Regions from separate parts of the Homo sapiens genome. Here regions 1, 2 and 3 are each linked to region 4. The links are chromatin contacts, found by Hi-C or POLR2A ChIA-PET in ENCODE. All regions are on one chromosome and are shown on one strand. The core of a region is the stretch at or near the end of the contact, and the rest is flanking DNA. Distances in the headings are between cores, read along the strand shown.

Region 1 (2,700 bases), core at 1-2,500, 1.1 Mb after region 4:
TACTAGGGAGGCTGAGGCAGGAGAATTGCTTGAACCCAGTGGGCAGAGGTTGCAGTGAGCTGAGATCGCACCACTGCACTCCAGCCTGGGTGACAGAGCAAAACTCCATCTCAAAAATAAATAAATAAATAAATAAATTCAAATATTATCCATTGTTTAACTGAAATTCAGATTTACCTGGGCATCCTGTATTTGATTTGCTAAATTAAGCAACCCTCCTCCTGGAGTTATATTTTACAGTTGCTCACTTGATCCTCAGTACTGCCCTATAAGGTAGCTCTCTTATCACCATCATCCCCATTTCACAGGTGAGAAAACTGAGTCACAGAGTTGTCCACAGCCATGCAAGTAGCGCGTCTGTTTCCACAGTCTGTGCTCCTAACCCTCTAAGCTGCTACTAGAGTTTGGGATCCATTAGTCCTCGATCCAGAGTGTGGCTCTACCACTTCTTAGGTGTATGACCTTTGGCAAGTCGCTTAACCTCACTGAGCTTCAGTTTCCCCTTCTGGGAATAATAATAATTCCTGACTTACAGAGTTTTGTGAGTGAGGTAATTGAACAAATAGGAAGTGATTCATACATGGCACTTGGATGATGGTGATGATGATGGTGATGATGATGATGATGGGAAGCCTTGGATCATGTAGAGTCATTGATGAGACTAGAGGAAATGACACGCCTGAGCCACCTCCGTGGCCATTCCCTTGCCTTCACATGCCTGCCTCCACCCTAGTCCTCTCCCTGCTCCCTAAACATAGACACAGGGCTGGCCCCAGGCCCCATGTGTAACAGGCTTCCTGCCTAAAGCCACCAGGAGCCTCAGAGCCCAGAGCTCCTGTTGCTGGTGGCTGGAGTTTACTGCCTGAACTTCTAGTCCAGGTTGCGGACTATGAGCAGTCCAGGACTTTCTCCTTGTCCGACAGCCCCTCCAATCACTGCCCAGGTGTGCCTACATCCTAGTTCTAGCTGCCACCAGGAAAAAATCCAACCCATGGAGCATTTTGCACTCATCTACAACTACGTATGACAAATGGTTTCCCCTCCCTGCTACATAACTCAGCCTGCCCGTGTGCATGCTCTGAACTACTTCAATCTAAGTATCTGCTGAGTAAGATCGAGACAGAAAATATCTGTTGATTAGGTTTTGTTTCTGTCACTTCTTGCCTTCTCAGGGCAAGTCAGTTCTAGAGGTTCATTTCCGGTCCCTCGGCTTCCCACCCTGAAGCCTCCTCCCTGCTCCAGGTCAGTTTAGCAATGGAACACACCCAACAAGCTGCCCCGCCTTCTCACACCTGGGCTAGGGTGTCCAAGGTGCTGGGGAATCTAGCCCTTAGCAAAGATTACCTTATCCCTAGTACCAGGATTATTTCAATGTTTTTTCCTTGTGTTTTGTTTTGTTCTACCATCAATGTTCCACTTAGGTATTAATCCTAGCAAGTAAACTAAAAAGGCCGGGCACAATCTGTAATCCCAGGCTTACGCCTGTAATACCAACACTTTGGGAGGCCAAGGCAGGTGGATCTCTTGAGCCCAGGAGTTTGAGACCAGCCTGGGCAACATGGCAAAACCCCATCTCTACAAAAAATTAGCTGGACATGGTGGCATGCGCTTGTGGTCCAGCTACTGGGAGGCTGAGGCAGGAGAATCACCTAAGCCCAGGAGGTCAAGGCTGCAGTAAGCCATGATCATACCATTGCACTCCAGCCTGAGTGACAGAATGAGACCCTGTCTTAAAAATAAATAGGCTGGGCGCGGTGGCTCACGCCTGTAATCCCAACACTTTGGGAAGCCAAGGCGGGTGGATCACGAGATCAGGAGTTCAAGACCAGCCTGACCAATATGGTGAAACCCCGTCTCTACTAAAAATACAAAAATTAGCATGTTGTGGGCATGTTGGTGGGTGCCTGTAGTCCCAGCTACTCGGGAGGCTGAGGCAGGAGAATAGTGTGAATCTGGGAGGCGGAGGTTGCAGTGAGCCAAGATTGTGCCACTGCACTCCAGCCTGGGCAACAGAGCAAGACTCTGTCTCAGAAATAAATAAATGAACAAATAAATAAATAAATAAACTTTAAAAATGTATGGTCAGTTTTCTCATTGGAACTATGTCTACCTCCTTGGGTGGAAAGAGCTCATTCTTCCATGATCAAGCCCTGACCTTCAAGTAACCCCTTGAGATTCCTGACTCAGTCTGACCTGACTCTTATTTTCTTCCAGGCAGTGATTTCGGCAGCACAGAGACAGCAGAGAAAAAGAGACCAGATTTCTGCTCTCAAGGCGTGAATAATAGTCTTGACCCAGATTCTAACTATGTGGTCACTCCTAGTCTCTTTTTAACTCACTTTCTTATCTTGACTCTTAGAACCAACAACACCTGGCTCTGGACCTCTCACCAAGCTGTGGTTCTATGCTCTCCTGACTTCCAACTCTCCGTTCTTGTCCTTCTCACCTATGTGAGTTTCCAGCCTTCAGACACTCCCTGTCCTAGTGTTGAGTCCTACCTCTGAGACCCTCAGCTGCCCACCCTGCAACACTGACAATGCACAGAGTCCAACCATCTGGCCCTCATAAAATGTCCCAGGCTCCATGCCAAGTTGCGCTACAGATTGCTTGGCCATCAGTTCCCTAGGAAACTGTAGGCTGGACTGGCTGCCAAGTCAATGGAGGGTTTCAGCCATGTGGTTGGCCACCTGGGCAGAAGCC
Region 2 (2,700 bases), core at 163-2,662, 1.9 Mb after region 4:
TGTCTCTCACGAAGAATAACACGGGAGCTTTTCTTACAACGTGCATGTCAATTACATTTTGATTCACATGAAACCATTCTCGGGGAGTACAAGTCACTTTAAGTGTTACCTTTCTTTAAATGTGAACTAAAGAAAACTGTACTCTCATGAAAAAAGTTAACTGGAGCTGAAAATGCTAAGCAAAAACAAATTACTCAAATGTGCTGAGCAAAACAAATTAAGCCCACATGAGAAGAAAATTCCCATATTTTTACTTTGGCATAACAGGGCAAACTTCTTTGATCTTTTTGATAGGTCTGATGCATTTAAAAGATTATTTCAATAAGTGGCTTTGTATTAGGTTTGCCTTTTCTCTTTGAAAGGTAAAGATGAAGTGCAAGAGTTCTTAACCGGGATGTGCTTCAGCGTTTTGAAAACAGTGGAAGTGTACATCTGTATGCCGATATGTGTATGTATGTGTGTGTGTAAATTGTTCTGGGAGAGAGCTTTCTCCAGTTTCCCAAAAACCATTGGTTAGCAGAACGCACCAGCTGCAGAATAAAAAAGCTGGTTGGAATCTCGCCTCTGCCTTTTAATGGCCACGTCGTTTTTGTAATGGTGCTTATTCTCTGCCAGGTTCTCTCATCGACTACACGAGGACAGTCATACTATCTGCGATGTGAAGCTAATATGCAAAATTCACGGCACAGTGCCCACCCTAATAACCATCAGGATCCAAGGAATTCACATACAGTGTACACACGTTGTCATAGAAACAATCTAAACATAAAAACAATCTCAACAGAATGCTTAAAAACAAAAAAACCCGGTACCGATTATTTTACGGAGTCATAGAGGCATCAACGGCACTGAAAATGTATTAGCTGCATTCAGTTCATCAAGAACAATCTTCAACTCCCTCCACCTGACTCGATCATGCCTGACTGTGATGGAAACTGTAGTATTGTCAAGTCAACCGATGTTTGACTCGGGAGCGCATTTCGCAAATATTTTTCTTAAATATCACCTTACCGTATTTTTCTTAAGGTGGTTACAAAATTAATCTGCAGCCCACCACCCAAAGCTACAGTGCCGAAGGCCGTGTGATGAGCAGAGAAACTGAGCCTTCTACTGTTAACCAATATGGAAGAGAGTAATTGCGCCTGAGAGGAAATTACGGCAGCGGAAACGCGGGTATTCTACGTTTAAGAAATCCCCCAACTGAGGCAGAAAAAGGCCAAGTTATTTGTGTGATGCACGTGAACCGCCCGAGCTGGTCACTAATGAAGTGGATTCGCCCTATTCCTGGCGACTCTACAAGGTTGGAGACCCCCGTAGACTTCGCAGCCATCGCCCCTTGCTGCAGACCCCCAAAGTCACCGACAGCCTTACCTAGACCTGACCTTCCTCACCCACGCGCCCTCGTCCCGGAAGGCCCGCCCTCTACCCGGCTCCAAGCTCGCGCAGGCAACTATTACGGGGAGCAGTAGAGAAACGGAAGCTTGGCAGCTAGAGCGGAGCCCTAGTGAACGACCCGGAGTTACTGGCTCCCCCTCCTGAGGCCTCCGAGGTGTACCTGGCGCCTGCGCAGTAAGGCTAGCGCCGCCGCCTGTGCGGAGGACCCGGGGAGGTGGTGGGCTGGGGAGAGTTAGAAAGGTCTGGCTCTCCTGGAAGGGCATGCACGGTTCGGTAGTATGTTTTGGTGGGAATGGCTACAGACCTGCCTCCAAAAGCTCTGAAGCAATGGCGATGCGTGTGCCGTGTGGTCTTTCTGACCGACTTGCGGCGCCATCCCCCTCCCCTTCCATCTATCTGCTCATCTTCTAATAGTTAATTAGGATCCCTAGCTGCAAGCCTTCCTTGCTACTGGGTTAGGAGCGCTTTCCCCCATTGACCCAGGAGCTTCTTCAGGGAGTAGGGGATGGAACGTTTGTCTCCTCAGTAGTTATCTTAGACCTCGCTGGGCAGATAGTAGAAAGCATTGTGAGTATTTCACCCCATACTAAATCTGTTTTCAAGCAAGCCACATCCCATAGGCATTGTATGCAGCACTTACTCAATGTTTGATAGTTTGGGTGAGGAAACTGTACTCGTTTTCTGAGTATCGTTCAAGGCATTTTATAAATATTTCAAAATGTACCCTGGAATTAATATCGGTAGTGAGTTGCCTACCTAGTGGGTATTGTATTTACACCCTCTTTCCTCCTACAGAATTTACTTTTAAGTTAGAATTTGACGTCTAATCAATCTATGCTATAGGATTTGCTTTTATCAAGTTAAGTTTTGACATGTTATCAGCCTTATATGATATAGTAAACAGCCTTATAAAGTTGGGTCTAGTGACTACATTTAAGTTTACAAAGGGGTAATGAGTATCCTATACATGGCTACAGTCCAGAAAAGAAGTCCTAAGGAGCGAAACTCCTGGGAGAAATTTCGTCTTGTCTTTTGTACTTGTTTCTGTGGAGTTGGCTTGTTTTTATGTAATGGCCACTGAATCATATAAACAAGAAGACTTCCTTTACGTGTAAGCTGCTGGTTTAAAGCCAAATTTTAATTGGCTCGAGGCAAGAGCTATATATATGTGTGTGTATATATATATATACACACACATATATATATTTTTTGCATAAACCTTGTTGGCTTCGTTTTGTATATCCTTCCTGTTTTTTCCTTTTCACGTATGAATTATTGGTGTTATCAATGTTTTGTGAATTACTA
Region 3 (2,700 bases), core at 101-2,600, 1.1 Mb after region 4:
GCGCCGCCCTTTATTAGCCTCACACTTTGATTACAAAACACACGAGTCGGCGGCCTGGCTGCGGAGGCGGCCCGAGCTCTCAAACGTCAAACCCGGAGCGCGGCGGCGGCTGAATCAGAGGGCAGCGTCCGCCGCCGCCGCCAGCCGGCCCCGCAGCGTCCGCCCGGCCGACTCAAGTTCGCCGGCACCGGCGCCCGGGCACAGCCGCAGGCGGTCCCGGTGTCGCCAGCTTCGAGCGATGGCAACTGCACTCTTTGTAAAGTTTAAGCCGCGGCGCGAGGGCAACGCAGGGGGTCCGGAGAAGCGTTCCCTTCGGGCCGCCGCAACCCACTCCATCTGCCCCAGTCCCGGCGACCCGGGTGTGTGCGGGGGCCCAGGACCGCGACCCGGGTCAACCTGCCGCCCGCCGGGGGCCCGGCCCCAACTTCCCCGGCACCTTTCAAGTCCCCGAGAGCGAGTGCCTCATCTGTTGCTCTGTTTACTCCGCGGAGCCCCGCCGAGCTGGCTGGCGCGGTCGCCTCTCCGGCCCGCCGCTGCCCCCGTCCCACTGGCCCAGGAAGTTTGATAAAGACGGGGAAGGGGGCGCGACAGGGACCCGCGGCGCGGAGGAGACGCGGGGCCGGGGCGACCCCATCGCCGCCCGGAAGGAAGGCAGGCGCGTCGGCCGGCCGGGCAGAGCGGCGGGGCGGCCGGCGACTCCGGCCGGAGCCCCGGGCGCGGCGGGGCGGGGCGGGGCGGCGGCGGCCCGGGCTGGCGAGGGGCTGCGGACCCGGCCGGCGCTCCGCCCGACGCCCCCGCCGCGCCCGCCCGGCCGCGTCCCCTCGCCCCAGGCTCCCCCTGCCAACTTATCCGCCGGCCCTCTTTGTTCGTGTTTGTTGTGGCGACTCTTCGCCCGGGCCAGGCGAGCCCACCGGCTCCCCTCTGGAGCCCGCCCGGCGAACCCGGGGCACCGCGCGCCCCACTGCCCGGCCGGGGGGCTAGGCACCGGGGCCCCCTGAAAGCTGGGCGCGGCGCGGCGGCCCGGCCCGAGGGAGGCGCGGGCGGCCGGCGGCGGCGGCGGTTGGTCGGTGGCCGGCGGTGGCGGCTGCGGGGCTGGAGGGGGTTTATTTACCTGCCGTGGAACCAGTCCTTGCAGATATCGCACTCGATCATGAAGCGGTTCACGTCGTACGGCTGCCGGCACACACAGTACACGGGCGGGGGCGGCGGAGGCGCCGAGGCCCGGCCGGGAGCCGCCACCGACACGGCTGCCGCGGCGGCTCCAGCTGCTGCTCCCGCGGCCACCGCCGCCGCCGCTCCGGCCATCTTTAAAAAACACACACACGCTCGCTCGCTACTCCGCTCGCCGACTGGAGCGAGCGCAGCCGCCAGCCAGCGCCGCCTCCTGCAGCAGCCGCGGCGGCGGCGGCGCCTCAGTGCGCGCGCGCGAGGCCGCGGCGGCTGGCGGAGGGGGAGGAGGCGCGCGCGACGCGCGAGGCCCAGACTCGGCTGCTTCCGGCGCTCGGCGCGGGGCCGTGCGTCTCGCGCACGTCTCTGGCGCCGGCGCGCGCTCCCCGCTCCTCTCCGCGACGGCCGGGCGGAGGGAGCTGTTGAAGGGCACGCAGGCGGCTGCGGGGGCGGAGGGAGCTGAGGCCCCGTGAGGACACGCGCGGTGGTGGCGGTGGCGGCGGGCGCGCGGCCGCAGCCGGAGGAGGACGGCGGGAGCGTGCGAGGAGCTGGCTCGGTTATTTCGGAGCGAGAGCCGAGGCCGGGGGAAGTTCCTGCGGAGTGCTCAAGGGCAGAAGAGGTGCCGCGTCCCGAAGAGGGGAAGCGGAGAAGTTTGCTGCTGCCCGGGTCGCCTCGCGACGCTGAGAGAATCGCCCAGCCCTCCGCAGCCGCCCAGCGAGAACCGGAGCTGCGGCCCCGCACCGGCGTGAGTCCAGCTGAGCTGACACGCCGAGCCGGTTGTGCCTTTCCGAGGGAGGAATGTGCCGTGGAATCCAAACTTTGGAAAACGTCCCACCCGAATTCCCAGCGAGCAGCAAGGAGACCAGAGCGTCGATGGAGCCACCGTTAGTTGCGGGAGGGCTGTCCCCAAGAGGAATTCATCACTGTCGTCCGCTGGGAGGGACCAACCTTGAAATGGGGTTGGTGGAGAGAGGGATAGAGAAGAGCCGGCGTGCTTATAAATAACAAAACTTAGCTATGAACCCTTCCGATTCCCAAGTGGGGAAGATGGGGTAAAATTCTAAGTGACTTCTCGCTCCGAAGAGGGATACCACAAAAAGCGGAGCGCAGGGTACTTGGCGTATAATAAGCCATCAATAATTTATGGGTGAAATTGAGAGCCAAATATAAGATGATAAACTGAAGAATAAAAACAGCTGACAAATACTGTATAGAAAAGATTGCGTTGGAATCATAACTGTGGATTGGAAGTGATGTTAAGGATTATTGGATTGAGTATTTGTAGCTGAATTTCTGCTGGCATTTCTATCAGTGGGGAAAGCCCTCACAGCTCCATAGGTAATTTTTGTTAGGGGAGGAAGAAGTGTTGTTCTGTCACCCACCCCCAGGCAAAGAGTCGCTGATCTAATTCTCCATTTCTTTCTTTCTTTCCTTTCTTTCCTTCCTTCCTTCCTTCCTTCCTTCCTTCCTTCCTTCCTTCCTTCCCTCCCTCCCTTTCCTTTCCTTTCCTTTCCTTTCTTTCCTTTCTTTCTT
Region 4 (2,700 bases), core at 145-2,644:
ACACTGCTTCAAAGGGATTTAAGAGAGTTGTCCCAAGGCAGGCGGTCAACTGCGCGCGCCACCGTAGAGAGACCACCCGGAGGGAAGGCCCGCGGCTGCTACAACTTCAGGAACCTGGAAAAGGGCCACCCCTGCTACGCGCCAGGCATCAGAAAAGCGGTGATGAGGGGCATGGGGGTGACCGGGAAGGGAGGGACAAGCAGAGAGACCTGCGGCTCGCTCCGGCGGAGACGGACCGGGGGCCCAGGGCGGCTGGGTTACTGGCTCCGCCACGTCTAGGGAAGGAGGTAGTAGGGAGGGAAAGACTCAAGATACCAAAGACGGGAGGCTCTTTCCTTCCTTCCCAAACCTGCCTACCGCTTCTCTAGGCCCTGGCTGGCTCCAGAGCACTTTATTCTTCTGATTCGTGCGGGCGGGCGGGGAAAGGGGTGGAGGTTGAGCCTGGTCTCCTCCAGGCACTAGCATTTTAGCCATTCTCGAGAAAATGTCTGGAGGTGCCGGAAGGAAGGGAACTGCAAAGGTAGAAGCGCGGGCCCTGCAGAGGCTCCCAGAGGGGAGCAGAGAAGGGAGTGGCTGGAGGCGGAGGCTGTCAGGTGCGGGGTCCCGGCGAAGCCGTGCCCCTCCCAGAACATTGCCCGCCTGGACAGTCCACCCCGACCACGGCTGCGGACAGCGCCCCTCCCTCCGGGTGCACTCACCGCTCGGACTGCGAATAGTTGCACCGGCCCAGCAAGTTGAGTTTGCAGAGATGCAGGTTATCGCAGGGTCTCTGGCAGTACTTGCGACGGCAGACCCGGGCTCGAGTGGTGGCCACCACCGATCGGGTGATCCCGGCCTCGCCGCCGGTCTCCAACACCACAAAGCGGTCGGGCCCGGCCACCTGCAGCACCTCACAGAGCTGCGGCTCAGACAGCGCGATCTCCTGGAGCAGCGCGTCCAGGGCCATGCGGCCCCCGTGGGCGCACAGGATTTTGGTGATGAAGCAGCACACCTCCGGGTCCGCCATGGCGCGCTGGCTGTGCTGGCTCTGCCGCGGCGCGGGACTCGGTTCCGCGGAAATCGGAAATCGAAACTTACAAGTGTCCAGGGGCGGGCGCGGGCGGTGCTACTGCTGGGCGCGCCCGGAGTCAGCGAGGGCGCGCTCTCCGTCGCCGTTAGCCCAGCCCAGCGATCCACTCTCGGCTCTCAGGTCAAGAGGCTAGATCTCACCGACCGGGTCCTAGTGGCAGGTTTACAGCCGGCCGCAAGGGCAACTGGGTGGAAAGAAAGAGAACGCGCGGGCAAATCTGCTGGTGACCGCCTGGGGTGGCCCCCTCTCGGTTCTAGGCTCGGCGAGGGTGAGGTTCTCCAGCCGGGCTCCGCGAGCCTTCTTTAGAAAGAAGAGAAACTAAAAGCGATCTTGGGGCTCTGGCCGGTGTTTTATAAGCCAGCCGACTGAGGCGTGTGACGCAAGTCCTGAGAGCCCTGTTGAGGAGTGCGCACCCCACCCATTCCCGGAAAGAGCAGACCCTAGCGAGCGCTTCCTGCGAGCCGTGCGCTCTGCCTCTGTTGGTAGTGAATCTTCCCAGCAACTCCACATGGTAGATATTATTATCCTCACCCTGAACTTGAGGAAGTAACTTGCACGAACACGCACTGGCATCAAGCGGAGCCCAGATGCCACCGAGTTTCCCCAAATCGCGTCCCCAGGCCCCAGATCGTGGTACCCCAGGCCCCGATGTGCAAGTTTCTCCTCCACCACCGTGCCCTCTTAAAGAACAACGATTGCCACTCTCCCTCGTTTCTGCCTTCTCACGAACTTTTGGACAAACCACTTCTTGACATGGTCTTGCTTACCTAGAATCGCTAACTCGGTGCCCTGAACCACTGCTTGTACCTCAATCACGGTGGACATGCTAAGACATATCCCAAGATTTCAGATCGGTTCCTCCCCGTAGAGATTGGGACAAGAACTTTTCCACCGTGGGGACGTACTTTGACCCCCAGAGTTGACATAAAGATTGTTTTTAAGTGAAAACATTGAGCTACAGAAGATGTAGAAAGAAATCTTAATGAAACTTCCCTTATCTGACTAAAGCAAAACCTCCCGAAAACATGGTGCCATTAAAAGCCTCTCGGAGTATTCAGCTGCCAGGAAGACAGACTGTCCCATTACCATTAGCACCAAAAAACCCAATGGGCTGGGTGCTGTGGCTCAGCCCGTAATCCCAGCGCTTTAGGAAGCCGAGGCAGTGGGAGGATTGCTTGAACCCAGGAGTTCAAGACTAGCCTGGGCAACATAGTGAGCTCTCTTCAATAATAATAATAATAATAATAATAATAATAATAATAATAATAATAAAAACAACCCGGGCATGGTGGTGTGCAGCCGCAGTCCCAGCTACTCGGGAGCCTGAGGTGGGAGGATTGCTTGAGCACGGGAGGAGGCTGCAACGAGCCGGGATTGTGCCACTGCACTCCAGCCTGGGGGATAGCGCTGAGACTTTGTCTCAAAAACACAAAACAACCCAATCAAAACTTCCAAACTCTCCTACTGAAGCCCTAAAACTTTCCTTTTTGTTAAGTTGAGGTATATAAACCTTTACTTTTGAGTTTTCTGTTACTGGAAGCTCCTGCATGCATGTGTAAATAAACTTTGTCTTTTCTCCTATTTATCTGTCTAGTGCCAGTTAATTTTTAGGCCCCCAAAGACAGGACACA

What was found. A loop is a pair of places that touch in the nucleus more often than their neighbours do. ChIA-PET counts read pairs that join two places held with the same protein, here RNA polymerase II (POLR2A). Pooled maps may share reads with other maps.
Region 1: a map with no recorded cell type shows a loop between it and region 4 (4-fold over the local background). The contact joins the enhancer-like site here to the promoter of ZC3HAV1 in region 4. A Hi-C loop is called at or near these places in 1 of 168 maps with a recorded cell type or tissue (naive thymus-derived CD4-positive, alpha-beta T cell), 4 of 37 single-sample maps with no recorded cell type and 5 of 50 pooled maps. POLR2A ChIA-PET finds 5 or more read pairs at or near these places in 1 of 52 experiments (OCI-LY7).
Region 2: a loop to region 4 is called in a map with no recorded cell type, with 12 times the contacts of the local background. The contact joins the promoter of MRPS33 here to the promoter of ZC3HAV1 in region 4. A Hi-C loop is called at or near these places in 1 of 37 single-sample maps with no recorded cell type and 7 of 50 pooled maps. POLR2A ChIA-PET finds 5 or more read pairs at or near these places in 1 of 52 experiments (OCI-LY7).
Region 3: a map of B cell shows a loop between it and region 4 (26-fold over the local background). The contact joins the promoter of KDM7A here to the promoter of ZC3HAV1 in region 4. A Hi-C loop is called at or near these places in 2 of 168 maps with a recorded cell type or tissue (B cell and CD4-positive, alpha-beta memory T cell) and 13 of 50 pooled maps.

The regions. Positions count from the first base shown.
Region 1 is chr7:140,211,566-140,214,265 of GRCh38, forward strand. No RefSeq gene overlaps it. Among named protein-coding and RNA genes, the nearest start is that of KDM7A-DT, 36 kb to the left of the region's middle. RefSeq lists enhancers at 1-2,700, 978-1,047. Within about 2 kb of position 1,251, at least 3 of the 41 ENCODE cell types and tissues checked have a DNase peak (open chromatin) inside an H3K27ac peak, as active enhancers do.
Region 2 is chr7:141,013,540-141,016,239 of GRCh38, forward strand. It overlaps MRPS33 (mitochondrial ribosomal protein S33), which reads right to left and starts at 1,413. Exons shown (of 3, transcript NM_053035.3): 1 at 1,372-1,413. RefSeq lists enhancers at 1,064-1,709, 1,172-1,221, 1,742-1,941 and a silencer at 1,286-1,594.
Region 3 is chr7:140,175,633-140,178,332 of GRCh38, forward strand. KDM7A (lysine demethylase 7A) reads right to left here and starts at 1,351. Exons shown (of 20, transcript NM_030647.2): 1 at 1,112-1,351. The coding sequence starts at 1,305. It overlaps KDM7A-DT (KDM7A divergent transcript), which reads left to right and starts at 1,629. Exons shown (of 1, transcript NR_024451.1): 1 at 1,629-2,700. RefSeq lists silencers at 80-359, 370-549, 1,190-1,289, 1,330-1,759 and an enhancer at 984-1,907.
Region 4 is chr7:139,108,326-139,111,025 of GRCh38, forward strand. ZC3HAV1 (zinc finger CCCH-type containing, antiviral 1) reads right to left here and starts at 1,395. Exons shown (of 13, transcript NM_020119.4): 1 at 699-1,395. The coding sequence starts at 1,006. RefSeq lists enhancers at 294-423, 1,004-1,103, 1,048-1,551, 1,344-1,503.